Linked DNA regions of Homo sapiens: region 1 is linked to region 2. Evidence: read pairs that join two places in POLR2A ChIA-PET (ENCODE). Cell type or tissue: IMR-90. All regions are shown on one strand. Links, peaks and the distances in the headings refer to the core of each region. The heading gives the core; the rest is flanking DNA. Region 1 has its middle 40 kb from the start of MIR4302. Region 2 overlaps LOC105369701 (a long non-coding RNA gene).

Region 1 (15,774 bases), core at 3,175-11,174, 500 kb after region 2:
TTTATTTATTTTTAATTTTGTGGGTACCTAGTAAGTGTATATATTTATGGAGTACATGAGATGTTTTGATATTTGATGTGAAATAAATACATCATGGAGAACGGGGTGTCCATCCCCTCAAGCATTTATCCTTTGAGTAACAAACAATCCAGTTACACCCTAAGTTATTTTAAAATATACAATTAAGTTATTATTGACTATAGTGACCCTGTTGTGTTATCAAATAGTTAATCTTATTCATTCTTTCTCAAAGATGTATATTAAAGAAACAAATTGGCATCCTCCAAAGAAGGTACCAATAATACTTTAGTAACCGATTTTTCTTAATACACAATTTTATAAAATATTCTAAAATATCCCACCTTGTTCTACAAAAAATGTGAGGCCATAATTGTCCTGCTGACCCCACACCTTTAATTTGACAGCCCCTGGATATCTACCCCTTCATTCACAGCCAATGTCTTGCAATTAGCCTTAACCCATCTTGCTCTCACTCTCCTGACCTGTTCCCCAGTTAGTGAGCCTTTAGCACAGCTCCACCTTCTATCCCCGACAGGCTTTTCCAGGATTAACTGCAGTGGTTCTTCCCCAACCAGGTCTGGACTGCTTCTGGCCACTCCATAAGCAACCTGTGAGGAGGTCCAGTCACCAGAGTTTCCCCCTCTCAGCATCACACTGACTGTCAAGGAAACCTTCCCTATGCCCCAGAGATAACTGCTTCTTCCCTGGTAAACTTGTAACTCATGAATTCCCCTTGTTTGCCCTCCCATTTTAGTGAATTTTGTTCTTCCATTTAACCATGATATTAAAGATATTCAATTTATTATTTATTTTACTAATGGCTTATTTAAAATCACTTGTATATATCCCTTATGTTTGGGTCAATATTATCTCTCTTAGATTATGCACCTTCACGGGTGGGTAACAAGGTACCAGCAAGTGTTACAGTGCTTTGTGAAGTATTTGCCCAGGAATGTGGATGATCATGGTGTTGAGATGTTCTGGGTAGATAGTCCCAATTCAATACCATGTATCACACCACATGCCAAAACTTTCAAGGTTAAGATAAGCCCAGGTTTATACATGGGCCATATTGTTGAAAGTTGAGAAGTTGGAAATAAGAATTTTCAGGTGCCTTTTCCTGTATGACTGGAACAAAAGTTGTTCCCATCTAATTTCCTGGAGTGTACAGCCCTTGAGTCCCATAGACTCAAGCCCATCTCAGAGGCCAATGTCAAAAAAATTATTTTTTTCTTGCTGTTGAATATGAATTTTTAATTTTGATTAATAATCGATATATTTGTTCAAGTAAAAGAAAGTCTTCTTCCTCATTCATTGCATTCAATTGTTTTTGTAATGTTGCCAGGTGTGGTTGTACGTGCCTATAGTCACAGCTACTTGAGAGACTGAGGTGGGAGGATCACTTGAGCCTGGGAGGTCGAGGTTGCAGTGAGCTATGATGGCACCATTGCACTCCATCATAAGTAACAGACCGAGACCTTGTCCAAAAAACAAAAAATGTTGACCTCTCTTGGCTCTCTAAATTTAAATACAAACCTTGTGAATTTCCATACTGTTTTTAAAACGGGGGGACTTTAATCAAAGCAGAAAACTTTGCTTCAGAAATAAATCTTGGGAATGTAAACATAAGCATATTTTATCCTTTTTGTTAATAAAAAACATTTCTAAGTACTGTAGTCTTGGCTACAGACTGAAAATAGTCTCTAACATCTTTTAAAATGTTTTGTTTCTTTTTTACTCTATGTCATTAGGTACATTATCTTTGATTCCAGATAACAAAAGTGAAGCAGTACGACAGTGAGGGAATCATTTTCTGATATTTCCAGGATCATCACAATCAACTCGGGGAACTCAGTGTGCAGAAGCCCTGCAGGAGGGAAGGGGCTGTCACTCATCAGTGGTGTCATTCAGACCTTTGCCCCGGACTTCACCGGCAAAATCCCTGTCAGGTCTTTTTCCCTCCTTCTGGATTCCAGTTAAAGTTTGTGGCCAAAATATGCAGTGACAGATGGCTCATGTCATTGCTGTAATGTCAGCCTTTGGGTCTCCGAGGGGATGACTCCAGGAATAGAAAGTGGAGCACATACAGGAGTGGATGTAAAACAGAATCTAAGACAAGCAGGGTCCTCCAGTTCTCAGAGGAATCAGGAACTTCCCTTCTAAACTCATCTAACAACAGGGAGCAGCCCCTTCTCTCTCTCAATGTGCATAGACTGAGACTTGTGCATAGACTTGTGCATAGACTGAGACTTGGGTTCGGTACCTCCTCTGAGCCTTAGCAGCTTGATTTTGAACCTGCTCCTCAATTTTCTCATAAGTAAAATGGGCATCATCATTGTACTTATCTTCTGAGATTCTTGTGGGGTCTAAATAACATCTGAAATGAATTTAGCTAAGTGCTCTGCCCTAGCTAAGCACTCAATAAATGGTAATGCTACTTTCCTCCCACTATTAACTTGGTTTTATATGAAAAAACAATGCATAATTTAACATAAAACAAGAGGCAAAACATAGAAACCCTACTAATTGAAATGTTGTTTTGTTAAAATTCCCAATTCAGATGGGACTTAGACTAAATTAGACTAAAGCCAGCATTTCATTGTGTTATTATAGAACCAGAGGGTTTTCCCACTGAAACAGGCCTGGAGAGACAATTAGTTTTTCATTTCACAGTTGAGGTCTCTAAAGCTAAGAGAGATTGTGGTCTGCCCATAGTTAGATCTAAGAAGCTTCCCTGATAAAATTTCCCATGTTGACCATTGGAATTGGCTCTAATTTTCCATTTTTGTTTGCTTCCTTTTTTGAGAAAACATGTAAAGTTTTCTATCACATGCATTTACAAAGCTATAAGTTATGAAGGATCCTGTTTTTCTCTAATTTGGTATATCCTGATCTTTTCCCTAGAGGTCTGTGTTGGTGCTGCTGTTTTCCAGTTTGTCAGTTTGTCTTGGCATCAGTGCCTCACCATTTGGCACCTGACTCAACATAGTTTTACCACCATTATCTAAACAGTACCACCCCATCTGAATGTATTTCACAACTGGTCGTCTCCGTGCCATGCCTCTGCCTGGGTCTGCTTTCCATTACGTTACCCAACCATCTGCTCCAAAAGAATGTCAGGAGGAAGTGATGCTGCTTTGTGCAGTGTGTTAAAATCTTGACCTTTACTTGGGTTTAGTCACTGTGCATCACTGGATTCCTAACTTTTTTTCTTCAAGATTCTTTCCACACTGAGAGCCACGCAAAGTTCATCAGATTCATATTTTCTGAAATATCCTCATAAGCCTCCTCACCTATGATTAATTTGAGTGTAATACCAATTATAGTTAATTACTGGGTGCCAGAATCTTTACATACATGACTTTTAATTCTTATAATAGCCCTATGTGTTCCGAAGTGCTATTATCCCTGTTTTATGGATATAGAAACTGAGAATCGGGGGATTTAACTGACTTCCCCAAGAACCCACAGTAAGTGGCTGCCTTTCCCACTAAGCCAAGATGCCCAGGAGGTGCCTTTGAAGGGCACAACAGTTGTTCTCAAATGTTGGCATGCATAAAGTTGCCTGGCATTATTAAAAGTACACCCCATAGAAGCTGGGTGCAGGGGCTCACACCTGTAACCCCCACTACTCAGAGGACTGAAGCAGAAGAATCACTTGAGCCCAGGAGTTCAAGTCCAACCTGGGCAACATAAGGAGAGCCCCTTTCTTTAAAAAGTGTAGCTCATAGAGTCTATCGCTTAAATTCCAGGCTCTTTTCCCCAATTCTGATTCCATGGGTGGACCCAGGCTCTGTTTTTTCTGCACACTTTCCTGGAGATTCTGATGCAGACCATCTGTGCAGCACATCAGCTCAGGTGAGCCACAGCTTGGCTCTGCATCCCCAGCTATGCACCAGCTCCAACTGAAGCACCACATTTCCTCCCTTCCTTCTGCTTAAAGCCATAAATTAACCAAGTGCTGAGATTCGCTTTTATAATAAAACGTAAGCTCAATGAGGTTTTCCGGAATTCAGGTTTTGTTGGAGGCAGACATCTAGCCTGGGGATTAATAGAACTGGTTTCTTTGTCTCTTCCCCTTACTGACTTTTTGTATGTCATTTGATAAAATAACCTCATTGTGTTTTTATTCTTCTCCTCTGTAAATGGAATGTGAAAATCCATGTCTACTACACACCATAAAAGACTCTAAGGAGGAAAAACGTATCCGTGAGAGTTGCACGCAAATCTCCATGCAGAGATCATGGTGTGAGTCCTCAGGATCAAATTACTCTCTTATACGTGTTGGACATGTTGATTTAATCATGGTTGCTATTTACTTCACAAAATACAAGGGATAACACATTTGGTTGGAATTTGTGAGACTTGAACGCACTATCTTGCAATGCACGGGTTTTGTACTCTTGGGAGAGTTATTTATTGTCTATGTACCTCATCGTCTTAGTGTGTGAAATGAAAATAGTAATACTATTATCAACTTCATGGGGTTGTGTCACTTAGTGCTTTGCATAACTGAACTATAACAAATTGCTTAGTCCAAATATTTTCATTCTCAATAGCCTGGCTTCAAATTATTGACAATATCAGCATATTCATTCTTAAGTACGTGCTATACTTGCTGCAATATTAGGTGCTACAGAAAACAAATATGCCATTGTCCTTGCTCTTAGGAGAGTTACATTGAAGTAGATGGATGCTCTTACCTGATACCTAAAGCAACTGACTTGGGGGGGATTTTTGCCATGTGTAGTTAAGGATGAAAAGCCAGATGCAGAAAAATATATATAATATAATGTTAGTTTTTAAAATCATGACCAAGTCTCCCTTTTTTTTTCTTTTAGAGACAAGGAGTCTCTCTGTTACTCAGGCTGTGGAGTGCAGCGGTACAATCATAGCTCACTCCAGCTTTGAACTCCTTGGGCTTAGGTGGTCCTCCTGCTGTAGTCTCCTGAGTGGCTGGAAGTACAGGTGCATGCCACCATACCTGGATAATTTTTTATTTTTGTAGAAACAGCGTCTCACTATGTTGCCCAGGCTGGTCTTAAACTCCTAAGCTCAAGTGATCCTCCTGCCCCAGCCTCCCAAGGTGCTGGGATTATAGACATGAGCCACTGTGCCCAGTCCCCATATTTTTATATGTATATATAATATATACAGATATAAAATATGTATAATTTATATTATATATAATGTACTAAATATATGTGGATATATTATACATATGTATCATTAATATATGTTGTTTAGGACAGAGAATAAAGGAATAAAGAAAAGGAGAGACACAAGGAAAAATCACAAGTAAACAACAGTTAAAAAATTACAGGACTGTTCATGGTAAAAAAAAAAGAACATATATGACATGATTACATTCAAATAAATTAGTATCTGTCTGTGTGTGTGTACATAAAGCAAAGCACAAAAACATAGCCAAATGCTAACAGTGTCTAAATCAAGGTAGTGAGATTTAAGTGATATCAACTCTTTTTCTGTATTGTTAGACTCTATAACAACAAATGTGATTTGTAATAACTAAAAACCTTTTAGGGAAGACAGACTGTGCCAAATATATTTATTATTGTACATAATACATTGTTTTATCTTTTTAAAATTGTCTCTAACAGGTATGAATTACTTTTGAATGGGAAAATATGTTATTCTTTAAACAAATATTCTCAGTAATCATAAAATGCAGTGGAACAGAGTTATTCTAAATGGAAGGTCAAATCTCCTTCAGTTACCCAAATAAAGTAAAGTGCACAATGAATTTGCTCTGCAAGAAAAAAAATTGTTACTGAACTCTTTTTTTCCTTCCTTTTTTTCCTTCTGTAGACGTTTCAATTATGTAATTCCTAGATTTGTTGAAATAATTTCATTTTTAAGACAACTTTACAATATGATTTGACTTCTGTTTTTCCAACTCATTATTATTTTCTACAACTCCACATGTCCCAAACAGAGCTCATTAGCTTCTCTTCCACCTTAACCTACTTCTCTTCCCATCTCCCTTTCAAGAGGAATGTCACCACCATCCTCCAGTCACCCAAACTGGATATCTGGGAGCCACCATGGATATCTTGCTCTAGTTCTAGGCCCTCTGCAGGCAATGAGTCAATCATTTCTGTAGATGCTACATCCTAATATGAGGTCTCTCCTTATCACACCACTTCTTCTCCATAGCTATTGTCCTCATTGGTCCTACCTAAATTGTAGCAATTATCTTTAAATCAGCCCCCCGTCTCCACTTTGAAATTTTGATCAAGTAACACCACAGAAGAATATTCAAACTTCTTCACTTACTATGCAAACAGTTATGAGTTGTCTGCCTAGATTCACATCCTTCAAAGAACCAACCTTCTCCAAAATCTGTCATCCTGGGGGCTGTCAGTCACGGTACCCTCACTCCCCATCATATTATAAGCCAGACAATGAGAGTGCTCTCTCCCCATAGGCTCAGTGATTGCTTCAGAGTTCAGAGATGGGCATATGTAAAAGAAGCATCAAGCATTCTGCCCCAAATCTTTTCTGCTAGAGTTAGAGGGACAACCCTCTCTTGTTTTTGGTGGGTTACTGATTAATTTAGCAAACTCCTTTGTAAGACTTATTTCCTTGAACTTTCTGGGAAAGCTCTAGTGTGGAAACACAGAGCAAGAGAATTATTTTAGTCGCCCTATAAATAGGACATGGATTTTCATCCAGTTTAGGAACCAATCTCAATTCTAGAAAGGTAGCCATGTTATGTGGTGCTTTATGGTGATTTCTACATTATTATAAATGTGGTGGCTCCAAAAAAGGGAAGCTATTAATTCCAACTATATTTTCAACTAGGATATAAATGTCTTTAGGTTTTTACAACGTATATTATACAACTGCCATAAAATTATCTACTTTTCTGTTCTTTTTGTTGATTAATAATAGGCATAAAATTACACATAGCTGAAGTATACAATTCAATGCATTTTCACAACTGAATGCAACTTTGCTACTGTATCTTTTTCATGTACATAACTAAATTTTAAGATAGCTAAGGTCAGGACTATGTTTTCACTTTCCAAAACACCTAGCTCAGTCCTAGGTCCAGCAATAATGCTGCCCAATATTGATGTTGCTGTCTTTTACTTACCAGACAGGTATTGTGTACCAGAAAGTCACTGGGTGTAAAGGTAGAAAGACTACTTCAACATAAATTCATGTAAAACAATAATTATATTAATCTCTAACAATTATCAAGGATTTAGAGGTTTTATTATTATTTCTGTTTTACAGATTAGGAAACTGTAATAGACAGAGATTAAAAAATTGACCAAGATTAATTAGCCAGAAATAGAAGAGCAAGACCCCAAGATAAAACTTAATTTCCAAAAAATAATTTAAGCCATGCAGTCTCTCCACTATGATAATTATCTTTTCTTTGAGACTGAGAAAAAACTTAGCCATCTTTCTTAAGACCAAGGAATAGAACACACTTTCTTTAGTAAACATTAGTGATGATTCAGCGTTGGAGGAGGAAAGAAGTTGAAGAAACTGTAGTAGCGTTTAAAATTCTGCAAAGAAGATGGGCAAGACCACATGTTAGAAATGACAGACTTACTTTTTGATTGAAGGCATCTTCCCTTTCTTCCTGGATCCAGATCACCTCTGCAGCACTGGCTTCTTTTCCATGCTGTTGTTGTGTGTAATTGCTATGATCCTTAATTTGGGAGCTCTGCCTGATGGGTGGAATTGTACTTTTGAGTGGGCAGCAGCCTGCCTCTTGTCTCTTGAAATGCCTGTCATTTTATCACAAAGAGATGGATGTGAAAGTGAGATTGTCCTTGAGTCCACTGAGAAGATATCAACCAAACAACTCACAAAATCACATTTATTTAAATTGTTTAAGGTAAGAACATTTTTCAGATTCTTGAATTATATGTTTAAAGTAATCCAAGATTTTTCTTGGAGATAGGCAGTCTGGAAAGCTGTATATTCTACTAAGAATTTTGGATAACATCTTTATGTTCTGACTCAGAGTGTATTGTCAATATTTCTGTTAAAAAATGAAAAACAAGCAACAGGCATTAAGGATTTGGTAACTAACTTTCTTTGGCTATATTTTTACTTAATATAGCTAAGACAAAGAAAATTTTAGCGACACTTTAAACAAAATTATTTAAAGTGAAGACAATAATATATATGCTAATTTGATGTCACTGCCATGTAATGCTCTAAATAGTACAATAGAATTGACATATTTGATTCTGAACTAGTGGAGACTACACATGAAGAATATGTAGATTATGAATCTGTAGACAAGGAAGATAAGGTAGAATTAAAGAATGATTTTGGAATTCTCTTATAATTAAAGTTATGCATCACTTTAGTTTTGAGAGCAAAAAGAAGTCTAAGTATTTAAAAAATTATCTTTTTAAAGTAAGATTTCCATTTTTTCATTACTAAAAAAAGTATGACAGTTGTGAAAGACAATGTTAATTCACACTAGGGAGAAACATGGCCTTAACCTTTCACAAATATGTTGGTCTTTCTACCTCTGTTAATGAATGTCTTTCAAACCAAACAGTAGAAGCACAGCAGCCATACCAGTGTGTGATTGTTTTAATAATTTGATGACCTGAAGAACAATGAAAGGGTGATAACTCCACTAAGCTATCAACCCAAACTGCCCTGCATATAGCCCTATAAATTACCAGGAAAGTTCTATTTTTCCCCATAACATATTTTTGTAACAAATGTTCTTGGTGGATTGGGTGGAGAAGAAGGCAGAATGAGTCTGCAATTCTATTTAAGACTTGCATGGTGATAGAATTTTAGAGCTTGGAGGGACTTTAGAAGTCATTTCATCTAAGTCTCTCATTCTACAAATGAAGGAAATGAGGCTTAGAGAAGGTCCACAACTTACCCAGAATAATTAAGTAAATTCATAGTAGAATCATAACCCCAACCTTCCTCTATTGATTCTTAACAATATTAACTAACAGTTTTAAGCATAGACTATATACAAGCACGGTGCTTAAGTGCTTTACATGAATGTTTATTGCTCTATGAAATTGGTGGTATCATTATCTCCATTTAACCCCAAGGCTCTAGCCAAAAGGAGTAAATGAGAAGTAGACCATTCTTGGCAGAAACAAAAGCCTAACTTCAAATCATCTCTGAAGTGGAATTAATGTGATCCTTTATCTCAATCCTTTATCTCTACTGCTTCTGGCCACTTGTCAGTAGCCAAGGTTAATCCTCCCTGAGAGAAGATAACATCTTAGACTTCAAATTTTCAAATCAATGGCTAGCATGTACTCATAAATAACCAGATGTATCAGGAGCCAAGATGACATGACCACAAATCCAAAGAAACAATAGATGATAAAAACAGAGTTCAGGAGAATCAGGCTAATGTTCAAGGAAGTAAGATACAGGATTGGAGACTTCGGCAGAGAGCTGGAAACTACAAAAGTAAATGAAAATTCTGGAACTGAAAAATATCACCTTAATGGAGATTACACAGCTTATAAGAAACTTAGAAAGCTAATTAGAACATAAGTCCAAAGAAAATATCCAGATGAAGGACAGACACATAAAAGGATGGAAAATTGAGTAAATAAGAGACATAGACGATACCATGAGAAGCTCCAATTGTTGTTACGGAAGTCCTAGAGAGAAGAGAGAAAATAGAGTAGAAGCAATATTTAAAGATAAAATGATTGAGAATTTCCAAAATTGATGAAAGACATAAAGATTGAAGAAACTCTAAAAAATTCCAAGAAAAAAATAAAAAGGACAACCCTAAAGGTACACAACAATAAAACCACTGAAACTCAAAGACAAAGAGAAAATCTTAAACTCAGCCAGAGAAATAAAAAGACAAATTGCCTTTGAAATAGCAACTGCAACAATGGAATCTACAAGGCAACAGAATATCATTCAAATACTGAAATAAAATAGCTGTCAACCTATAACCAGCAACATGTACTTTAAAAATGAAAAAAAGACATTTTCAGACAAACCAAAAAAGAAAAATCACTATAAGCAGACTGCACTAAATAATAAATATTTTTAAATATTGTTTAAATAGAATCGGAATAAATTAAGGCTACGTTTTAATTTCTAGATTAATCACCAAATAAAAGAATAGTAAAAGAGTGTATAGCCATCAAGCTAATAACGGAATAGATAATAAAGAGAAGAAAGAAGAGGAAAAAGAACATGAACAGGCTGGGCACAGTAGCTCCCACCTGTATGTAATCCCAACACTCTGGGAAGCTGAGGCAGGTGAATCACTTGTGCCCAGGAGTTCAAGACCACCAGGGGCAACACAGTGACACCTCGTTTCTGAAAAGAAAAAAAAGAGAAAAAAAAAACATAAACAAAGTGAGACAAGAATAAACTAAATATTAAAATGGTGGTTTTAAACCTAAGGATAGTGTCAATTACATTAAACATAAATGTACAAAATCTTCTAATTAAAATAGAAAAATTATTAAGAGAAATATTTTAAAATACTACTAAAAATAGCAATATTCTGTTTCCAACATATACAAAATACAGAACGGTTGAAAGTAAAGGAATTTAAAATAATATACTATGCAAGAATATTTATCAGAATGCCAACTACAGTATGGTACCTGGTAAGTACTCAGAAGTCACAAAATCAGCTTCCATTCAATTGGGAGTAGTAGAAGAGTGAGAGATCACAAATGACCTCAAATCATAGTTAAACAAAACTAATATAAATAAATCTGGTCCCAGCATAGAAAAACATTCTCTATTAAGTTAACATAGCATTAAGCAAAACCAAGGTAGGTAAAGACATCCACAAATTAAAATTGACACCCACAATTTAGCACACTTCTGCTATTATGCACAAATCAGGATCACACTACATAATACTTTTTTAAAGTTTAGAATTAACAAATATCACATAACTTTCTTTATGAAAAACTATTAAAGAAGTAATTACTATAGATGTCACAACAGTATTTAAGGCAGGAAAAGGAATTGTTGTTGAGGAGGACACATGAACAGTTTCTGGAGTGCTGGCATTGTTCTATTTCTTTGTCCGGATAGTGGTTTCATGAGTTTTTCCATTATAATAATTAATCAAGTTGTATATATATTTAATATTTTATAAATATTTAATATTTATGTAAATATATGGTCATATATGTATATTAATATATACATAGTAAAAGTCATTATTTTTTTAAATCACAAGAGCCATTTTCTTGATTATGCTCCTGTTTTCAATTAGAGCAGGATCAAGTTAGGCCAAGAAGAGTCCCAGAGGTATATTCACCACCCTAGCCTGCCCTGCCTCACTGCATCCTCCATCTTCATGACCACATGATGTCTCAAACTTCATCTTGCTAAAGTCTCAAGGTCACATTGATTGGTTTCTATGCATTTCTAAAAAATAGGTTTCTTTGATATGCCTTTTTCTCTGATACATAGTAATTTTTACATTATCACAAATAGGCACTAAATTTCTTTATCTTTGTAAACCAACAAAATCAGGTGAAAGTCCCCATCATGCCCAGAATAAATTTGACGCTTGTTTAGGCAGAGCGAGCTTTCCATCAGTACAATGCTAAGCCATTAAGCAAAGTATTAATAACAGGTAGGTAAAGACTATATTGATGGTTATAAGATTGTTCATATTAAAGAAATAACATCAGCTGTTGAACATTCACTGTTCCATGCATTATGCTTATCTGATATCTCACAACAACCTATGCGTTAAGTACAGTTGTTTTCCCAATTTTACAGGTAAAGAAACTGAAGCCTATAGGACTTCTCAGTGACACTGCTAGTAGCTTGAAGAAGAAGGATTTAAGCCCAGGACTTCTTAGGAGTTGAGTTAAGACGTCCTCACACAGAAGGCTGTGCATGACAATAGTCCACCACAAAGCTATGCTATAGAGAAAGGGAAATAGTGGGCTTTTCTAAAACTTGTGTCTATGAAGATGTTACACAGGGAATTTATCTAAATTCCATTATGGAGTAAAGTAAAATAAAAGCTAAAGAGCATAGAAAGCAATCTTCCTTCGAGAACAATACTCATGAGGTAACACCCTGAGAAACCCCACTAAAGGTCTTGCCTTTCTTTTTCTTTTTAGTTTCCCATCTGTGCTCCCGCAAGCGTGAAATTGAACGGAGAGGAGATGTATGTATATTTCCAAACACTCCCATTCCCAACAGACTCAAATTCCTTATCTAAATTCCCTAGAATATCTCCTTCTCCAACCTCCTTATTTTTTATTTTATTCTTTATTTGGTTCCACTGCTTTCTATAGCAAAGCGATAAATAGTTCCAAGCCTCCCTTTCAAGTCTCTAAATCTTCTTGTCTTTATTGAATTTCTCCTCACTCTATTCTGATGTTTTCATTTTCATGGTCCATCTTACTCTGTATTTTCTTCTGTGACGGTGAACATTATAAATACTCCTGCCTCTGTCCCTGTGAATGCTATCAATCCTTCTGCCTGCATCATTTTTATTTTTCTGCCCTTCTGACTGGTATTGCTTAAATAAACTTCATATTTACATTATAGAAAATATTTGTGCACCTTTTCTCATATATATTTGCCAAAGATACAGTTCTTAATTCATGGATTTATGTGAGGTTGAGATTGTAGTGTTTATTACAAAATACAGATTAATTATATAGATTCACTGACATTTAATTACACACCTAGCAATGATTTTTTTAATCACTAGAAAATGAATTATAACAAATGGTGGATATGCAAAAACCTCACATAATCATGAAAATTATGACTATGGTAATTTGTGATATTACCATTATCACTTTGATAATGATAAATGTAGTGATGATGATGATGGTTATGATAAATCTATGAATTAAATATCACTATATTTGTATATACACACAGAAATTCCATGTCTTCCCAGGTGGTAGTAAATAGAACAAGCCTACATTGATAGACTGTAGTCAGGCCACTAACAATTATTTTTTGCACAAACTCCTGTTTAGTTATTTTGAATTCATTGTATTTCCAAAGGCATTGCCAGATGCCAATCAATACCTAAAGAATATGAAAGAAGAAAAATAGAACAAGAGCCTTGAAAGATTATAAAGTATCAACTTGATTTTCTATTGCCAACCTCTAGAAAGCTGAAAAGTAATTCCCATTATACCATGAATTGTATATAATCTAGGTTTACATCTTGCTTATATAACTGCTTTTGCCAGGTTGCTCTGTTATTACCATTTATTATTTATGAAGTGCCAACAGAATTTTCAGACCTTGTCCATATTTGTTGAGTCATGCACTACTGCATAGGACAAACAAGATGACGCATAAAAACCCAGGAGTGGGTGGGAGTAGTAAGTTCTCATTTTCTTTTTTGTTTGCTTCTATGCTACTTTCTTAGACGATAGAACAAAAGCATCACTGTCCTTCATCAAAGAAGGAAGGGAGGAAAAAGCAGAAAATGTGGCCAAAATCAAGACAAGTCAAAGAAATGGGAAAAATTACCTTGATTCATCCATTACAATTCTAGCTTTAGTAGGAATAAAAAAGGGATATTGTTCTTTTGAGTCTCAGAAAGAAAAAAAGAAGGCTAAGAAATGAATTTGTGAAGTCAAACTAAGAAAATTAATTGAGTAAGAATAGCCAAGGTTTGCTATGAAGCTTGATCAAATGAATTTCACTAGTGCTCTCTTTTTACAGTAAAAAATACCTAATTCATATTCACTTGCCATTAATTTGACCAAATAATAAAGACAACTAAAAATAAAATTATGATGGAACTGAGAAATACATATTGTGGTCCATGGGTCATTTTCAATACTAGAGATACAGCAAGATCCAGGATTCTAGAACCAAACTGTTTGGGTCCAAATCCTGGCTTTGTCACTTACTAGGGCAATTGAACTAACCTCTCTGTGTCTTAGTTTCCTCATCTGTAAAATATGGAAAAGAATAATATGTACCCTGTAGAGTTGCTGTAAAGATTACATTAGTTCATAAATGAAAAATTTTTAGAACAGTGCCTTTCATATATTAGGCACAATTTAAGTATTTGCTGTTATTTGAATGTCATTTTCAGAAAGACATTTGATTGATTATAACACTCATTTCTAGTTTTAAAAATACTTATAAAGCTAGGAATAGAAAAAAAAAGTGTTCTTAACTTGTACCAGTTAAGAAGGTTTCTGGTGGCTCATGACTGTAATCCCAGCACTTTGGGAGACCAAGGAGGAGGATCGCTTGAGCTCAGGAGTTTGAGACCAGTATAGGCAACATGGTGAAACTCCATCTCTACTAAAAATAAAAAAAAAAAAATAGCCAGCTGTGGTTGCGGTGTGCGCCTGTAGTCCTAGCTACTCAGGAGGTTGAGGTGGGAGGATTGCTTGAGCCTGGGAGATGGAGGCTGCAGTGAGCCGTGATCACGCCGCTACACCACTGCATTCCAGCCTTGGCAATGGAGCAAGACCTTGTCTCCAAAAAAGAAAAAAAAAAAAGTTTCTGGTGGAAAGAAACAGAAAACTATGAGTAGTAGTGGTTTAAGCTGTAAAAACATTTTGTGTTTATTTTACAAGAATTTCGGAAGCAGACAGTCTCAGAACTGGGTCAGAGAGCCAAAAATATAACCCAAGACTGAGGCTCATTCTAGCGTTGTGTTCTCACCATGCTTAGCTGTCTGCTCTTCACTCTCACACATTGGTTGCTTACAATCAGAAGGATTGCCATAGCTCTAGGCATCAAGACTGGAAGTTGGGAACGAAGAATGCCAATGAGGTCTCCACTCACACATGCTCTGATACCTATCCCTTAAGAGGATTCACAATCTCTCTCCCCCATAAGACGTGGGTAGACCACCCTTTAATGGAGGAAGTAAGTAGCTAGCTTTCCATCATCTACAGTGGGAGGCCACAGAACGGCTGTTAGGTTAGCCCACTAGCTGTGTCTGTTACTTTGACAAAAAGAATGTATCAGTAACCAACAAGAAATGTCACACATATGGTGAGACATTCGAAGTATTTTGATTAAAATTCAGAAAAAAAATCTGCCTATTCACAGCTATTATTCAATATTTTTATAAAGGTCCTAACCAATGGCTATCAGCCAAAAAACTGACTGAAAATGCAGATTTGAAATTAAGTAAAATTAAAATTCAATTCCTCAGTCTCACTAGCAACATTTGAAATGCTCAACAGCCACATGTGGCTAGTGGCTACCATATGGAACAACACAGATAGAAAGCATTTTCATTGTCTCAGAAAGTTTGATTTGACAGTGCTACAGTTGGAGAGACAGTTGTCAGTATCTGTTTACTTTTAAAATGTGAATATTTGTTGAATGCACAACAATCTCTTCTGAAATACACAAGCATACATAAATATATGTACAAGATGGCAGCACTGTTAGCAGTACTCACAAAACTGGAAATGACATAAGTGTCCATCAACAGAGGGAGAATTTAATAAATGATAATACATTCATATTACATTGTATCATGCAACCATTTGAAAGAATAAGGAGCTTGTGTATAGTTAAATTTATGAAGGTACCTGGAGAGTGGTGCACTTGGCAAGGGCGTGGAAGCTCTGCCTTCCTTCTCTCATATTTTGCCCTATACAGCTCTTCCATCATGGTGTTCACTGAGGATAGAATTTTAAAATATGTGCAAAGCTATGGTTTCATATAACCAAAAATTAAATATCAAGACTGAGTGGGGAGGCTGGGCACAGTGACTCACGCTTGTAATCTCAGCACTTTGGGAGGCTGAGAAGGGCAGAT
Region 2 (15,774 bases), core at 3,017-11,016:
GGGAGACTGAGGTGGGAGGATCGTTTGATCCCAGGAAGCAGAGGTTGCAGTGAGCCAAGATCGTGCCACTGCACTCCAGCCTCGGTGACAGAGTGAGACCCTGTCTCCAAATAAATAAATAAATAAATAAATAAATAAATAAATAAATAAATGTATTAAAGAAAAAGAGAATAGTTTTTTAAAGTTTTAAAATTGTAACTATGCTAATGTTAATGAACTGCCATGAGAGGGACTGTATAAAACATAATATGTACACTCCAGACTCCTGCTCTAGCATAGAGTTGTCCACTACAGCACATTTTCTCTTGAGTTCAACAAGCCAGTAAATCATGCTCAATGTAATGATTCCATTTTCCTACCACTTTCCTCTATTCAAATCGCTGGGAACCTTTGCTTGCTTGTGCAACAAAGCATGATGTCATTTGGCTTGCTATTAACCTGCTCAGAAGCAGAAATGCAAACGAGGACACCAAAACCACGTGACACTACTCAGCTATAAGATAGTTATTCTGATGATTCACAGCATGCTTATCTTAATTGTTTTAGATTAAAAACAACAACAATAAAAATGCACAAAATTAAAAAACAATTATCTTTGGACTTCTGTACTCCTGAGAAGACAAACATGGAAACAAACATAGGTTCTCTTAGATATTAGTAGACGTGCTGTAAACAAAACAAAATTTAAAAACTTCCATTGTTGAATATGTCCAGGAAACCCATTACCATATTAAAGGCTTTGAGAAATTCCAGTTAACTTTGTTTTGCTCAGTTCAAACTAGAATGTATTTTGGCGAATGCCAATGTAAACAACAATACACTAGGTACTAGAATCAATACATCTAGAGAGAACCACATAACTTCAGAGACAAATCATCTCAAAATGTTGACTGGCAAATTGCTTTCAGCTCAGATTTTCTAAAATTTGTTTTTCTTTTTTTCCACAGCTCAGTCTTCAAAGGTCTACAGAAATCGGATGTCTGTTTGTACGATATTAAGCACACATAGTAATATCTGTATTCAATTTAACTCTCATCTTAAAAAGAGGAATTGTATTTTTAGTTTGAATATGCACAATGCCTAGTGCATTGTCTTACATGTCATAAACACTCACCAAATGTTTAATATTTGACTGATGATGCAATTTATCCAAGCCCTAATTGTAATTCACAGGCATGATTTTTGTTCATAATAACCACGTCCTTGGAGACTGAAGCAAATGGACACAAATGATAAAGCCAGAGTACTGTTGGGAACCTCTAGCCTTGTTGTTGTTGAATAAATATTCATGGTATATGCATGAATAAAATATATGGTAGGACATTTTTATTTATGAATACAATAAACAAGATTGAAAAGAACATGGGATATATTTTTAGCTAGTGCCTTTCCCTTTTTATGGGACTGGATGGTTTGATGCTTCATATTTTAAAAAGGTATTTTCACCTCCTTTGAGATTTTTATGAGTCCTTTTTAGTTGGGAAAAACTGCTGCCTCCTGTAGCACGAGGTCTGTAGAAGCTGCTTGTGGATTTTGGCCCTGGGGATGTAGGCGTTATTGTGTATTTCTATAATTTCTCAGGGATATGTAACTTGCCTATAAAAATATGCCTGTGGGTTGAATCTTGGCAGTTAACATTTCAGTAAGAGAATATATTTAGTAATATCTGAATGTCTAAAAGAGTAACACATAGGTAAGCTATTTTAAAAAACTGGGTGACAAAAACATTGGTTGTTATTGCCACTTTTTGAATGTGTTTTGCTATAAGTAAATATCAGCTTTAAAATTTATTTTTTAAAAAACATTTGAGAGGCAAGGATTTGGGTTAGCTCTGCATTGGCTCCCCTCGTCATGAAAAACAAAGAACTCAAATCCTTCATTTGGAAAACTGGTGACACTGAGCTAGACTTTCTGAGGATCTGACATCTTTGCATACTAGGTATTTCCGTTGCCTCTGTAGTGTTGACATAAGTCAATACATACTGACTTTCGTTTTTGGGCTCAATTTTTGTTTGTTTGTTTGGTTTGGTTTTTGAGACGGAGTCTTGCTCTGTCCCCCAAGCTGGAGTGCAGTGGTGCAATCTCGGTTCACTGCAGCCTCCGCCTCCTGAGTTCAAGCGATTATCCCACCTCAGCCTCCCGAGTAGCTGGGAATAGAGGTGTGCACCACCACGCCCGGCTAATTTTTGTATTTGTAGTAGAAATGGGTTTTCACCATGTTGGCCATGCTGGTCTCAAAGTCGTGACCTCAGGTGATCTTGGGCTCAAATTTTGATGGGTAGTAATGATCTGGAGATCTGGAGTTCTCATTATGATCTCTCTTTTTCATTAATTCAGTTAGTTTAAAAAGTATGTATAGAGAGTGTTTAGCATTCTTAGCCTTGTATTGAAAATATACAATGACAACACCTAAGAATTGGAGGGCATTATCTTTGTCTAACAGGTGATTGTAACTTAGAAATGCAGATGAAACAAAAGTAATCAGCAGTGTAATGTAAGTCTTTTGCTCAGAGATACCATGATTAGTAGCTTACGGAACAGACACAAGTTAATTAGCCTACAAATTTAAAAAACCAAAATGAATGAATAATAAACAGATTTGGAAGGTAGATTAGTGGAGTGAAAACCTCATGCTTTGAATCTAAGTGCTACTATTGATTGTTACCTAGACTTTTTTAGCTTTAATGCCTTCATTTGCAAAATAGGGATAATTATAGCTACCTTGCAGGGTTGTTGTAAAAATTAGATAAATACAATGTGTTCTATAAATGGGGACTATATGTAATGAATATTATTTTCATGACTAAATCTCCATTGGAGCTTCACAGCCATTAAGTACTAGTAGTAATACCCAACAAGGGAAAATTTGGGTTGTTTAGAGTAGCTGGAAGGGTCTTGTCCTTGCGGAGGTGAGACCTGAGTGAGAGTAGATTACAGACAATTGATGCGAGCCAAAGGGAAGAGTAACTATTACCAGCCAAAGCTTGGCTTAGAAGAGGGCCTTTCTTTGACCTTACTTAGGAACTGAAGCCCCTAGATGCTAAAGCCACATGGCAGGATTATAAATCCAAAACCTGCATGTTCATACTCAATAGTGTGGCATATTCTTATGCAAATTTTAAGTTGGATATAGTTATTATTACTGAAATTTATTTAGGTAAGAGGAGACCTATTGCAAGACTAAAGAAGGAAAATAATCAGACTGTATCAAAACTCATCTGTTATTGGCCATATTTTCATATTTTGAAAAATACACTGGTTTATCTTCCAAGCACACAGAAAGTTGAGCATTAGACTTGGTGTTTTCACAGACATTATCTCATTCCACCCTGACAGCATAGTTGGAAAGTGTGCATTCTATCCTCATTGTAAGTATGAGGAACAAGGCTTAAAGAGCCCAGTAGGGCCAGCATCAGAGCCTGGGTTTTATTCGCCTGTAACTACACCATGTTACACAGCTCCTGCATATCACATATCACAGTGGTTTTCTGCTGCTATTCGTAAATTTCGTAGGTAACTGAGAGAGAGAGCATTGAGGGTGAGGGGATAGAAGTGTGGAGTGAGACAGGTGCTCTTGCGATGGAGATGGGGGTATATATGGCACATAAACCATGGGATTGCAATGGGGACTGGGCAGGGAGGAGACCACAGACCATCAGGCAACCAAACTCTAAGATAATTGTCCAAGGACTATTAATTTACCACCTTGGGGCTCCCAGTGAGACCCCAGAAACGCTGAAACCCTATTTCCTGTTTTCTCTTTTACTTGCTAGATGTCCCAATTCTTTTTTAGCATAACTTGATGTGACACCAATGTCTTTGATACGTGTGTCTGAGAAAGCAGCTACTGAAAACCATCTTCTCCAGCAAGCCTTCCAGGACTGCAGGTAAGGGTGTCTGTCACTACTCCCAGCAGCCCCCAAGGGTGGACAGTAGTAACCTCCTGGGATTCACTCTCACCTGTCACTCTGTGCATCTACTCACCTTTCTTTTTATTCACAGTAAACCCTTTCCTTGAATTCAATGTTAACAACATTCTCTACACCCCCTTTATAGTCCAGTGTTATCTGGTTATCTGCCTCACTTTGGAAATCAGAACCTCCTAATTAGGCAGGGTATGGTGGCTCACGCCTGTAATCCCAGCACTTTGTGAAGCCGAGGTGGGCAGATTACCTGAGATCAGGTGTTTGAGACCAGCCTGGCCAGCATGGTGAAACCCCATCTCTACTAAAAATACAAAAAAATTAGCTAGGGGTGGTGGCATGGACCTGTAGTCCCAACTGCTTGGGAGGCTGAGGCAGGAAAATCACTTGAACCCAGGAGGCAGAGGTTGCAGTCAGCCAAGATCATGCCACTGCACTCCAGCCTGGGCGAGAGAACCAGACTCCATCTCAAAAAAAAAAAAAAAAAAAAAAGAACTTTGTAATTGTTTACTAGAAGCCTTGGGAAAGACCTTGAATTTGCAAACCTGTGAATTTTTCCACTCTGAGGACGGGAGCAGAGCCTGCAAGAATCAGACCAGCCCTGTCATTGAAGCTTTGGGCTGTCTTCTGGACTATTTTCTGTCTTTTACTCTTGAGTTAGCAGTTTCACTCTTAGTATGGTATAAGTCAAGTTTGCAATGACAGTGAGTTTCAGCACTCTGCCCAGGTGTGCAACTGTATTAAGGTGTCCATTGAACAATGCACAACGAAAGCTTTTAGATCACTGGCAGAAAATAAATAAATTGAATAAGTAAAAATTGAAAGCAGATTATAGAATTAGTTAAGCATAGTTTTTAAAGCACTATGTTTCTTTATTCCAAAAGGAATACATGTCTATTGCACAAACTTTGGAAAATGTAAGAATTTGACATGATTGTTAACAGAGCAGAGGCATTTATCTCTTAGCTGGCTTGGGGTCCATTCTCCTTTCCACATCATTTTCTCCTGTGAGAGAACAAATGTGACAAAGGGTATCAAGAAGTTTCTTTTCCTTCCCTCTTTTCAAGACTGCATCTTACAGAGGTGTGTCAGATCTAGAATTCTACATAGAGGGGCTTAGAAGTCATGTCTTGTTACAAAGAGAGGATTAAAGCTGTGAGTTTGTAAAGCATGTGACATAAGACCTGAAAAACATCAACTATTCGTTTTGAAGAAGGGCTCACAGAGAGATTTTGAAAGACAAAACCCTCCCAAGCTACACTCCTAGTGCCTCAGTTGCTACAGAGGGGTGTCCACAAGACTATTTAGTTACCTATTCCGTTAATAAGCATTTATTGAGCACCTTCTATGTGCAATGCCATAAGGTAAATCCTAGACAAAACAAGAAACAAAAATGAACAAACTGTGGTTCCCAGCTTTATGGAATTTTAAAATAACAAAAGATTTTGCTTGACATTTAGGTCATTTTCTACTAAAAATAATACTGTGATGAAATCCCTGTGGTTGAATTCTTTTGCACATCTCTGAATATTTCCTTAGGATTTATTTTTAGAAGGAGATGTGCAAGGTGTCAGCTTGATGATCTTAGAACTTGTAAAATAATCAGACAAATCAGAAGACATAGCCAGAATTTAATGGATTATTAATTTATTATCTATAGTAGTTGCGTTGTTCTAAAACTTAAAAGTACATGTAAAGAATTCAGGAGTTTGACTAAAAAGACATTTAAATGGCTGGGTGCTGTGGCTCACGCCTGTAATCCCAACACTTTGGGAGGCCAAGGTGGGCAGATCACCTGAGGTTAGGAGTTCAAGCCTGGCCTGGCCAACATGGTGAAGCCCCATCTCTACTAAAAATACAAAATTAGCCAGGCATGATGGCACATTCCTGTAATCCCAGCTACTTGGGAGGCTGAGGCAGGAGATCACTTGAACCTGGGAGGTGGAGGCTGCAGTGAGCCAAGATCATGCCATTGCACTTCAGCCTGGGCAACAAGAACAAAACTCAGTCTCAAAAAAAAAAAAAAAAAAAAAAAAGCCATTTGAACATCTCAGAAGCCAAAGAAATATAAAATCCAATCCACTCAAATGAGAAAGCTTCAAAAGTGAGTGTTACAGATCCCAATATGATTTGAAAATTAGGTAATAAGATGACTCACATCTAAGGACTTTTGTTTCAAATGATGAAATCTCTGTTTCAGGCTATAAATAGGGCTCAATACGCCAGTATGCCCTTTCAGTGTCATAAACACCGATCGAGTGTCGTCTCAGCCTGTATCACCTGGCACCCACAAAGCTTCAGCAAGTCAATCCATAAATTACACAGGGAGGTAATCCTCCAAACTGTGAAGGATGACATCATCACTTCCTTGATGACTAAGCCTCTTCCAACTCTACGAAGATTTAGAAAGTTTTTCATGGTATTAACATATTTTGTGTTAGGAAATCTATGTATGCTTAGTATTTTTGGTTCTTTCTTTTTCTTCCTTTTTTTTTTTTTTTTTGAGACAGTCTCACTCTGTCGCCCAGGCTGGAGTGCAGTGGCACAATCTCAGCTCACTGCAGTCTCCACCTCCCAGGTTCAAGTGATTCTCATGCCTCAGCTTCCCGAGTGGCTGGGATTACAAGAGTCCACCACCATGCCCAGCTAATTTTTGTATTTTTTAGTAGAGACAGGGTTTCACCATGTGTACTTTCAATGTTTATAATTTAGCCTATTACAGTTAACAGATCAGTTCTTAGTTTCTATTTTAAACATGTATGTTATACGTAATGGATTTAGACTTTTGATTTAAGTTGAAATTTTATTGAGCTGATCTATGTATTAAAATAGTGAAAAGATCCTAAAGCTCATTGTATTTATAAGCTTATTAGAGTCATGGTTTATTTGGTACCAGGAAAGTTTGTTTGTTAGAACAGACAATTACAGTGTTGAAAAGAAAATGAATGTTTAAATCTATAGAGTTTAAGGTATTCGAAGGAGCCCCTTTATCTTTAAATGAGATTAAACATAATTGATGGCCCCTAAATATAATTGTTATTAATTACTGGACTTTTGAATAATTCTTTGAATTTAACACCTTAATGAAGAGCTACTGTTTAGAACTTGTCATTTTAATTTAAAAGTTCAAAATAATCATTTTTACACAGAAAATTCTCTTTCAAAGACGCCAAAAAAAATACTCACTTAGAATTAATATAAATGCACAATTCTAGGCTTTTAGTACCTATTAGGCTGTCTATATTTGAAATTTTAAATTCTCTATCCCTGAGTAATCACAAAGTTATCCTAACAACACATTTTAAATATTTCTTTCTAATCTCTCTGTCTCTGTCTCTCTCTCTCTCTTTTCTCTTCTTACTGAATTTTGAATAGTCTAGGTCTAGGGCACACACTCTGACCATGTTTATGAGCTGATTAGCATAATAAAATTATAGGCGAAAAAATAAATCACTTAAAGGTACATAGAAGAAAAATAGAAAGTTATATAATTTTCTTCAGTGAGGATATAAATGCATGCTTTGGATATCCAGAGATTCAAACGAAATCCATTGGTTGGAAAGCTTTTATATTAGAGGAAAAAAGCTTTCATTACCAGAGGGGGAAAAAAGAATTGAGATGACTTTATGAAAGAACCACAAAACTAATTAAAGTTCTGTGAAAGAGGCCCCATAGGGAAAGGCTTAAAGATGTGGGATATTTAAACTGCAGAAAACTGAGGTGAAGTGTCTAGACAAAGTGGTTTGACTAAAGTTGGCTTTTAAATACTGGTTGAAGTTCTTCCAATAACTGGCCCCCTTATAAAGCAAATAAAGCTTATTTTAAAAATTCTTCAGCTGACCTATGAAGTGTAGAATTTAAGGATCTTTAAATATAGGAAGAGATATTCTATGAAGTATATACTAAACAGACATTTTCTTTCCTTTACAGATAGTGCAAAGGCAGAATGAGCTACAGCAAGAAAATTGTAGGTCGACATTAGAAAAATTTGTAGATCTAAGATTGCATTATACAAATAATATACTGGATGATCCTTTTTGGAAGGAAAAAGAAACTAAAATGCATAGAAAGCATTCTTTCTTAGTAGATGAATGTAAAAGGTGATGAGAAAATCACAGGGTGAAGGCACAGGGAAGAGAAGGGAGGATAAGTAGCCACTGGGCTTGGTCAAATCCTAGACAAAAGGTTAGAGAGGTCAAACTCAGCCATTTAATGCCCCTGCCCCTTCTCACATTCAGGTCCAGGAAACTAGCTTCTTGGGATTCTCACTTTCACAGTCGCTGCTCTGAACTCCACCAGTCTTACTCTAAGCCATCTAGCCAACTTCTCCCCATCACTCAGGGCTTTGTTTTTTCTAATTAGATAAAAATCGCTCATCAGGAAAAGTGGCATTTATCAAGGTGTTAATGGGTACCCCTCGGCTAATGTTATCTTTGTCCAAATATCACATTTGCTTTATAATCAGATTTCTTGAATATTTATAACTTTACTAAAAGGAATGACTTTAACAATAGAACTCTCTAGAACTTTTTTAGGTCAGGATGGGAGGGAGAAGAGTTTTGAGGGATCCAAACACTCCATGTACATTGGTTCAACAGCTAATTATTAAGCACTTTCTGTTTCAGACACAGTTCTAAGCACATGCTATAACTTCATATAGTGAAAAGTACTACGAATAAAAGACAACAAGGTGATGAGATAGAGATGAATGGGTAGAGCTGGGATAGGTGGTGCTGGTGGCTACTTTTTCTAGATCGTGCAGTCTCGGAACTCCTTTCTGAGAAGGTGATGCTTGAGCTGAGAATCTGAGTAAGATGGAGCTTGTTAGGTTAAGCTTTGGAGGCAGAGAATATTCTAGGAAAATCTTTAACTGAGGTTGGATGGCCTTTGCATGCATTCAACCTGAGAACATCAGTAGCACTTATGGAATTAATATTGGTCTCTCATCTTCTCTAGAGGTTTCAGAAAACTCTAGGAAATTCAGATCAAGCTTTGACATCCTCTATGATCTTTTTCTTCTTAGATTTCAATCTTCTAAGGCAATTAGAACAGATATACTCTGCTCATATAGGAGTCTATTATTTATTCTTTTTTTATTAGTTCTTGAACATTTATTCAACAAATATTTATTAAACATCTACCACGCGCCAGATAATACAGCAGTGAACCAAACATAAAAATCCATATCTAGGCTGGGTGCAGTGGTTCACACCTGTAACCCCAACATTTTGGGAGGTCAAGGCGGGAGGATTGCTTGACACCAGGGGTTTGAGACCACCCCGGCCAACACAGCGAGACCCCATTTCAAAAAAAAAAAAATCCACATCCATATGGAAATTTGCATTTTAGTGAGAGAGAAAAACAATAAAGAAAATACTTTATTTCATCAAATGTAAGATGGACAATTTTTCACACTTCAAAATCTCTGAAATTGTAATCTGACTTAGTACCATCTTACATTTGTAATTGGCAGCTGTTTTTCTTTTCTTGTGATACAAAAATAATGTTGCATCTTATTATCAAAGACATCTAAGATTTCATCAAGTGTTTCTTACTGATAATAAGAAAAATAAGTAGATGGTTAGATAGTGTTAAGTGCAAAAGAGAAAAATAAAGCAACTTTCACTGCCAAAATGAGTGAGAATAAATTAATTTTAAGAAAAGTAAAGCAAGAGGGGGAAGGGGATAGAAAGTGCTTGTGACTTGGAGGGGCGGGTGGGAAGGGAGTTATAATTTTAGATGGGAAGGCCTCATTGAGAAGGTGCCGTTTGTGCACGACCTGAGGGTGGTGAAGGAGGAAGCCATGTGAATATCTAGGGGAAAGGTATCCCAAGAAGAGAACTGCAAGTGCAGAGGTCCTGAGGCAGGTGCTTGCCAAGTATGCTTAGAAAGCAGCAATGAAGGCCACGTGCCTGTGGTAGAGTGAGCAAAGAGGAGAGCAGTAGGAGATGAAGTCAGGGAGGTAAGGAAGTGCCGGATCATGAAGAGCGTTAACAATTGATTTGTCATTGATGGAGAAGAAGCTGATTTGATGAGAAAATATCAAGGGCCCAACATAAGACACGTTTTAGAGATGTCTGGGAGTCAGTTTATCTGAGGCTGAAATTCAACAGAGGTCCAAGTTGGAGATGTACATCTAGGCTCTATATAGCCAAATTATGGACATGGTTGTGGTGTACATAAATAATTCTAAGGACAGAGCCCGAGGGAGGACTCCAGCATTTTATTGTGACCCACATAGGCCAACTTGGCCTCAAAGACAACTGACTTACCCATTCACTAGCAACTGTATGCACAAGGCTAAATTCTAGATTCATCCAATTACTTTAAAAGGCCCCGTGGGAATATACTCAACAACACTGTGTGTTTATTACAGAGGATGCTGTGACATGTGGTTATTCCTTGAGGAGCAGTGTTTTGTCTATTTCATCTGCTCTGGATATCTTCCAGTACTGGCATATCTTAGGACTGAGCACAGTTTTTCTCTGGATGGCTTCTATTCCATCTATTTTCCATTCCTTCAGAGGTTACAAATAAAGACACTGATTTCCTTACTCATAAAATGAGAGTTTAATGGCTACGTCACAAGATAACTGTGATGACCATTTCAAAGGAAATAAAGAAAGCATTTAGTGCAGCATGTGGGGGCATAGTGTAACATCCATAAATGTTCATTTGCTTATTTCTTTTTCCAGATATGGTCTTGAAGACATCTTAAAAAATCCGTTGGACCAGAGTATAAAGGTGTGTTCCAGAAAATTAGCCAATGGCGCCTGCAGTTATAAAAGAAAGTATGTTCAAAGATTTTCAAGATTATCTTGGAATCATATGAAAAGATTTAAATGCAAAATCTCCTCCTTGGTAATGTATAAGGAACTCCTGTGCTGCTTTGCATCATTGCAACAGGTCTTATACATAGCCTCAGTTATATCAATAATATGATTAGCCATTTATGTTAATTTTGCAGATTGGTAATAAAAATCTAGGCGTTTTAATGGATGTCCTTGTACTTCTTTAACAACTGTTTTTAAAGGATTTAACGTGTACCCAGTAGTGTACTAGCTACTGGAAATCTGCTGGTGAGTAAGACACCATCTGTGCCCTCAAAAAGATAATGTATAGCGAGACTGAAGAATAGAGTGAAATATGGCAAATTTGTCGAGAGGACTAAGTTGAGCACTACGTGAGAACGAGAGCACCACGAGTTTTCCTAAAATGTGCCATAACTTACTGGCAATTTAATTTTGGATGGGGGTCTAGATTCTGATGTTACAATTCCACTCTGTGAGTGGCAGATGATTTCAAACATACCTTTGAAATCAAATACTTCATTCGTATCATTACAGTTTCCTTTCTCCTTTCTATAGTCAGAATTTTTCCTTTCTACAGTCGGAAGTGTGAATATGAATGCCTGATCCTAACCCAAGCATGGCCGGCTACAATAAGAACAGGTATTACAGTCATTTTGTCAGTCAAGCCTGAATCACAGTGTCAATGAGTAAATTATCTCTCAATAGATCTTTTTGTAAAGGTGTGAGAGTATACATGTTCTGCTTAAGAACACCAGCCAACTGGCCGGATGTGGTGACTCACGTCTGTAATCCCAGCACTTTGGGAGGCCGAGGCAGGAGGATCACGAGGTCAAGAAATGGAGACCGTCCTGCCCAATATGCTGAAATCCCGTCTCTACTAATAATACAAAAAATTAGCTGGGTGTGGTAGCGCATGCCTATCGTCCCAGCTACTGAGGAGGCTGAGGCAGGAAAATCGCTTGAACTCAGGAGGTGCAGGTTGCAGTGAGCCAAGATCGTGCCACTGCACTCAAGCCTGGTAATAGTGTGAGACTCCGTTTAAAAAAAAAAAAAAAAAATAGAACACCAGCCTTATTTTCCTCCAGGGAAATCAAATGAATGTATTAGTCCGTTTTCAGGCTGCTGATAAAGACATTTGGGTAAAGATACCCAAGACTGGGCAATTTACAAAAGAAAGAGGTTTAATTGGACTTACAGTTCCATGTGGATTGTGAGGGAAGCCTCACAATCATGGTGAAGGCAAGGAGGAACAAGTCACTTATTACATGAATAGCAGCAATCAAAGAGAGCTTGTGCAGAAAAACTACCCCTTATCATAACCATCAGATCTCATGGGACCTACTCACTATCACGAGAATAGCATGGGAAAGACCTGTCCCCATGATTCAATTACCTCCCACCGGGTCCCCCCCACAACACAAGGGAATTCAAGAAGAGATTTGGGTGGGGACACAGCCAAACCATATCATTCACCCCTGGCCCCTTCCAAATCTCATGTCCTCATATTTCGAAGCCAATCATGCCTTCCCAACAGTCCCCCAAAGTCTTATTTCATTTCAGCATTAAATAAAAAGTCCACAGTCCAAAGTCATATCCCAGACAAGGCAAGTCCCTTCCACCTATGAGCCTGTAAAATCAAAAGCAAGTTAGTTACTTCCTAGATACAACAGGGGTACAGGCGTTGGATAAATACAGTCATTCCAAATGGGAGACATTGGCCAAAACAAAGGGGCTACAGGCCCCATGCAAGTCTGAAATCCAGCAGGGCAGTCAAATCTTAAAGCTCTAAAATGATCCCTTTTGACTCCATATCTCACATCCAGGACACACTGATGCAAGAGGTGGGTTCTCACAGTCTTGGACAGCTCTGCCCCTGTGGCTTTGCAGGGTATAGCCCCTTTCCAGGCTGCTTTCACAGGCTGGAGTTAAGTGTCTGCAGCTTTTCCAGGCACACGGTGCAATCTATCAGTGGATCTACCATTCTGGGGTCTGGAGGACAGTGGCCCTCTTCTCACAGCTCCACTAGGCAGTGCCCCAGCAGGAACTCTATGTGGGGCCTCTGACCCCACATTTCCCTTCTGCACTGCTCTAGCAGAAGTTCTCCATGAGGGCCCCCCACACAAAGGCCCCCCCAAACGCCCCACAGCAAACTTTTGCCTGGGCATCCAGGTGTTTCCATACATCTTCTGAAATCTAGATGGAGGTTCTCAAACCTCAATTCTTGACTTCTGTGCACCTGCAAGCTCAACACCACATGGAAGCTGCCAAGGCTTGGGGTTTCCACCCTCTGAAGCAACAGCCAAGCTGTACCTTGTCCTCTTTTAGTCATGGCTGAAGTGGCTAGGATGCAGGGCACCAAGTCCCTAGACTGCACACAGTAGAGGGACCCTGGGCCTAGCCCACAAAACCATTTTCTCCTAGACCTCCGGGCCTGTGATGGGAGAGGCTGCTGTAAAGACCTCTGACATGCCCTGGAAACATTTTCCCCATTATCTTGGGGATTAACATTCGACTCCCTGTTACTTATGCAAATTTTTGCAGCCAGCTTGAATTTCTCCTCATAAAATGGGTTTTTCTTTTCTATCACGTGGTCAGGCTGCAAATTTTCTGAACTTTTATGCTCTGCTTCCCTTATAAAACAGAATGCCTTTAACAGCACCCAAGTCACCTCTTGAATGTTTTGCTGCTTAGACATTTCTTCTGCCAGATACCCCAAATCATCTCTTTCAAATTCAAAGTTCCACAAATCTCTAGGGCAGGGAGAAAATGCCACCAGTCTCTTTGCTAAAACAGAACAAGAGTCACCTTTGCTCCAGTTCCCAACAAGTTTCTCATCTACATCTGAGACCACCTCAGCCTGGACTTTATTGTTTATATCACTATCAGCATTTCTGTCAAAGCCATTCAACAAGTTTCTAGGAAGTTCCAAACTTTCTCACACTTTCTTGTCTTCTTCTGAGCCCTCCAAACTGTTCCAACCTCTGCCTGTTACCCAGTTCCAAAGTTGCTTCCACATTTTCGGGTATCTATTCAGCAACACCCCACTCTACTGGTACCAATTTACTGTATTAGTCGGTTTTCATGCTGCTGAAGACCTACTCACTATCATGAGAACAGCACGGGAGAGACCTGCCCCCATGATTCAATTACCTCCCACCAGGTCCCTCCCACAACATGTGGGAATTCAAGATGAGATATGGCTGGGGACACAGCCAAATCATATCAATGGGGTAAAAGCATTTTTATTTTCTTCCTGGAGTATTTATATTCAATGGCTCCTGGAAGCAAAATCTCCAACCAGACATAGTGAGAGGTGAAGCCAGCTGGACTTCCTGGGTCAAGTGGGGACTTGGAGAACTTTTCTGTCTAGCTAGAGGATTGTAAACACACCAATCAGCACTCTGTAAAAACACACCAATCAGCGCTCTGTGTCTAGCTAGAGGATTGTAAACGCACCAATCAGCACTCTGTAAAAACACACCAATCAGCACTCTGTGTCTAGTTAAAGGATTGTAAACACACCAATCAACACTCTGTAAAAATGCACCAATCAGTGCTCTGTGTCTAGCTAACATATTGTAAACGCACCAATCAGCACCCTGTAAAATGGACCAATCAGCTCTCTGTAAAATGGACCAATCAGCTCTCTGTAAAATGGACCAATCAGCAGGATGTGGGTGGGGCCAAATAAGGGAATAAAAGCTGGCCACCCGAGCCAGCAGCAGCAACCCGCTTGGGTCCTTTTCCATGCTGTTGGAGCTTTGTTCTTTTGCTCTTCACGATAAATCTTGCTGCTTCTCACTCTTTGGGTGTGTACTAACTTTAGGAGCTGTAACACTCACCATGAAGGTCTGCAGCTTTATTCCTGAAGTCAGCAAGACCACGAACCCACCGGGAGGAACAAAAACTCTGGACATGTCGCCTTTAAAAGCTGTAACACTCACTGTGAAGGTCTGCGGCTTCACTCCTAAAGTCAGGAAGACCACGAACCCACCAGAAGGAAGAAACTCTGGACACATCGGAAGGAACAAACTCCAGACACACCATCTTTAAGAACTGTAACAACTCACCACGAGGGTCTGAGGCTTCATTCTTGAAGTCAGCAAGACCAAGAACCCACCGGAAGGAACCAATTCCGGACACAATGGTTCCTGTGTGTGATAACCTGTGAAACCATTTCACGGTGGTTAATTTTCTCTTAAGTTTCCAGGTAGATCACCAGCTTCCCTCAACATTTATTGAGTGTTTACATACCTGGGTTCTCGGAGGTGAGGAACTTGATAATGATCACCTTGTTGCCTCACTCCTCTCTTTCTGGACATTGTGAATTCTCTTTGATCCATTTTCAACCATAGACATCTCTGTGATCTTTGTTCTTGGAGGTTTACCAACTGATGCTACATCTAAAGAAAACACGTAATTAAAATTCAGTTGGAACCACTTAGAAATGAGCAATACTTAGTTGGAAGCAATTGTCTTCAAAATTCCTTGGTTATTCATTAAGGAGTAACCTCAGAAAACATCCCAGAAAAGGCTGACAGTTTACAGTTTGGAAGACATTAATTAATTTAATAAGGTTGAATTAGGGGCAAAATTTGCAGAAGGATACTCTTTTTGTTTGTTTTTTGAGACAGAGTCTCACTTTGTCACCCAGGCTAGTGTGCAGTGGCTCTCTGCAGCCTCTTCCTCCTGGGCTCAAGTGATCCTCCAGTCTCAGCCCCCAAGTAGCTGTAAACATAGGCACATGCCACCGCACCTGGCTCATTTTTGTATTTTTTTATGGAGATGAAGTTTTGCCATGTTGCCCAGGCTGGTCTTAAGCTCAAGCCATCTTCCTGCCTCGGCCTCCCAAAGTGCAGGAAATATATAGGCATGAGCCACTGTGCCTGGCCCAATATTAATGTTTTTTAAAAAGTAAAGTTAGAAATATAATTTCCATTTAAACAGGAAAGAATTCTTACTGTATTTGCCTAAAATAAAGCAGTATTTATTTTAAAGCTAAGCTTATAGTGCAAGTAATAATTCATCATTTTTATTTC

The links. Peaks named below come from ENCODE experiments on the same cell type or tissue, not always from the same donor. Only the 100,000 strongest peaks of a DNase experiment are listed, where the experiment ranks them.
Region 1: POLR2A ChIA-PET joins it to region 2 with 9 read pairs; 1 of 35 experiments calls an interaction of 5 or more read pairs at or near these places.

The regions. Positions count from the first base shown.
Region 1 is chr12:25,826,340-25,842,113 of GRCh38, forward strand. No RefSeq gene overlaps it. Among named protein-coding and RNA genes, the nearest start is that of MIR4302, 40 kb to the right of the region's middle. In IMR-90, for the core only: no CTCF peak of the experiment used is centred there; a DNase peak (open chromatin) is centred at 7,522; H3K27ac peaks cover 801 bases.
Region 2 is chr12:25,327,795-25,343,568 of GRCh38, forward strand. It overlaps LOC105369701 (a long non-coding RNA gene), which reads right to left. Exons shown (of 4, transcript XR_931444.2): 3 at 14,990-15,138; 4 at 14,810-14,900. Among named protein-coding and RNA genes, the nearest start is that of KRAS, 85 kb to the left of the region's middle. In IMR-90, for the core only: no CTCF peak of the experiment used is centred there; a DNase peak (open chromatin) is centred at 6,207; H3K4me3 peaks cover 237 bases; H3K27ac peaks cover 428 bases.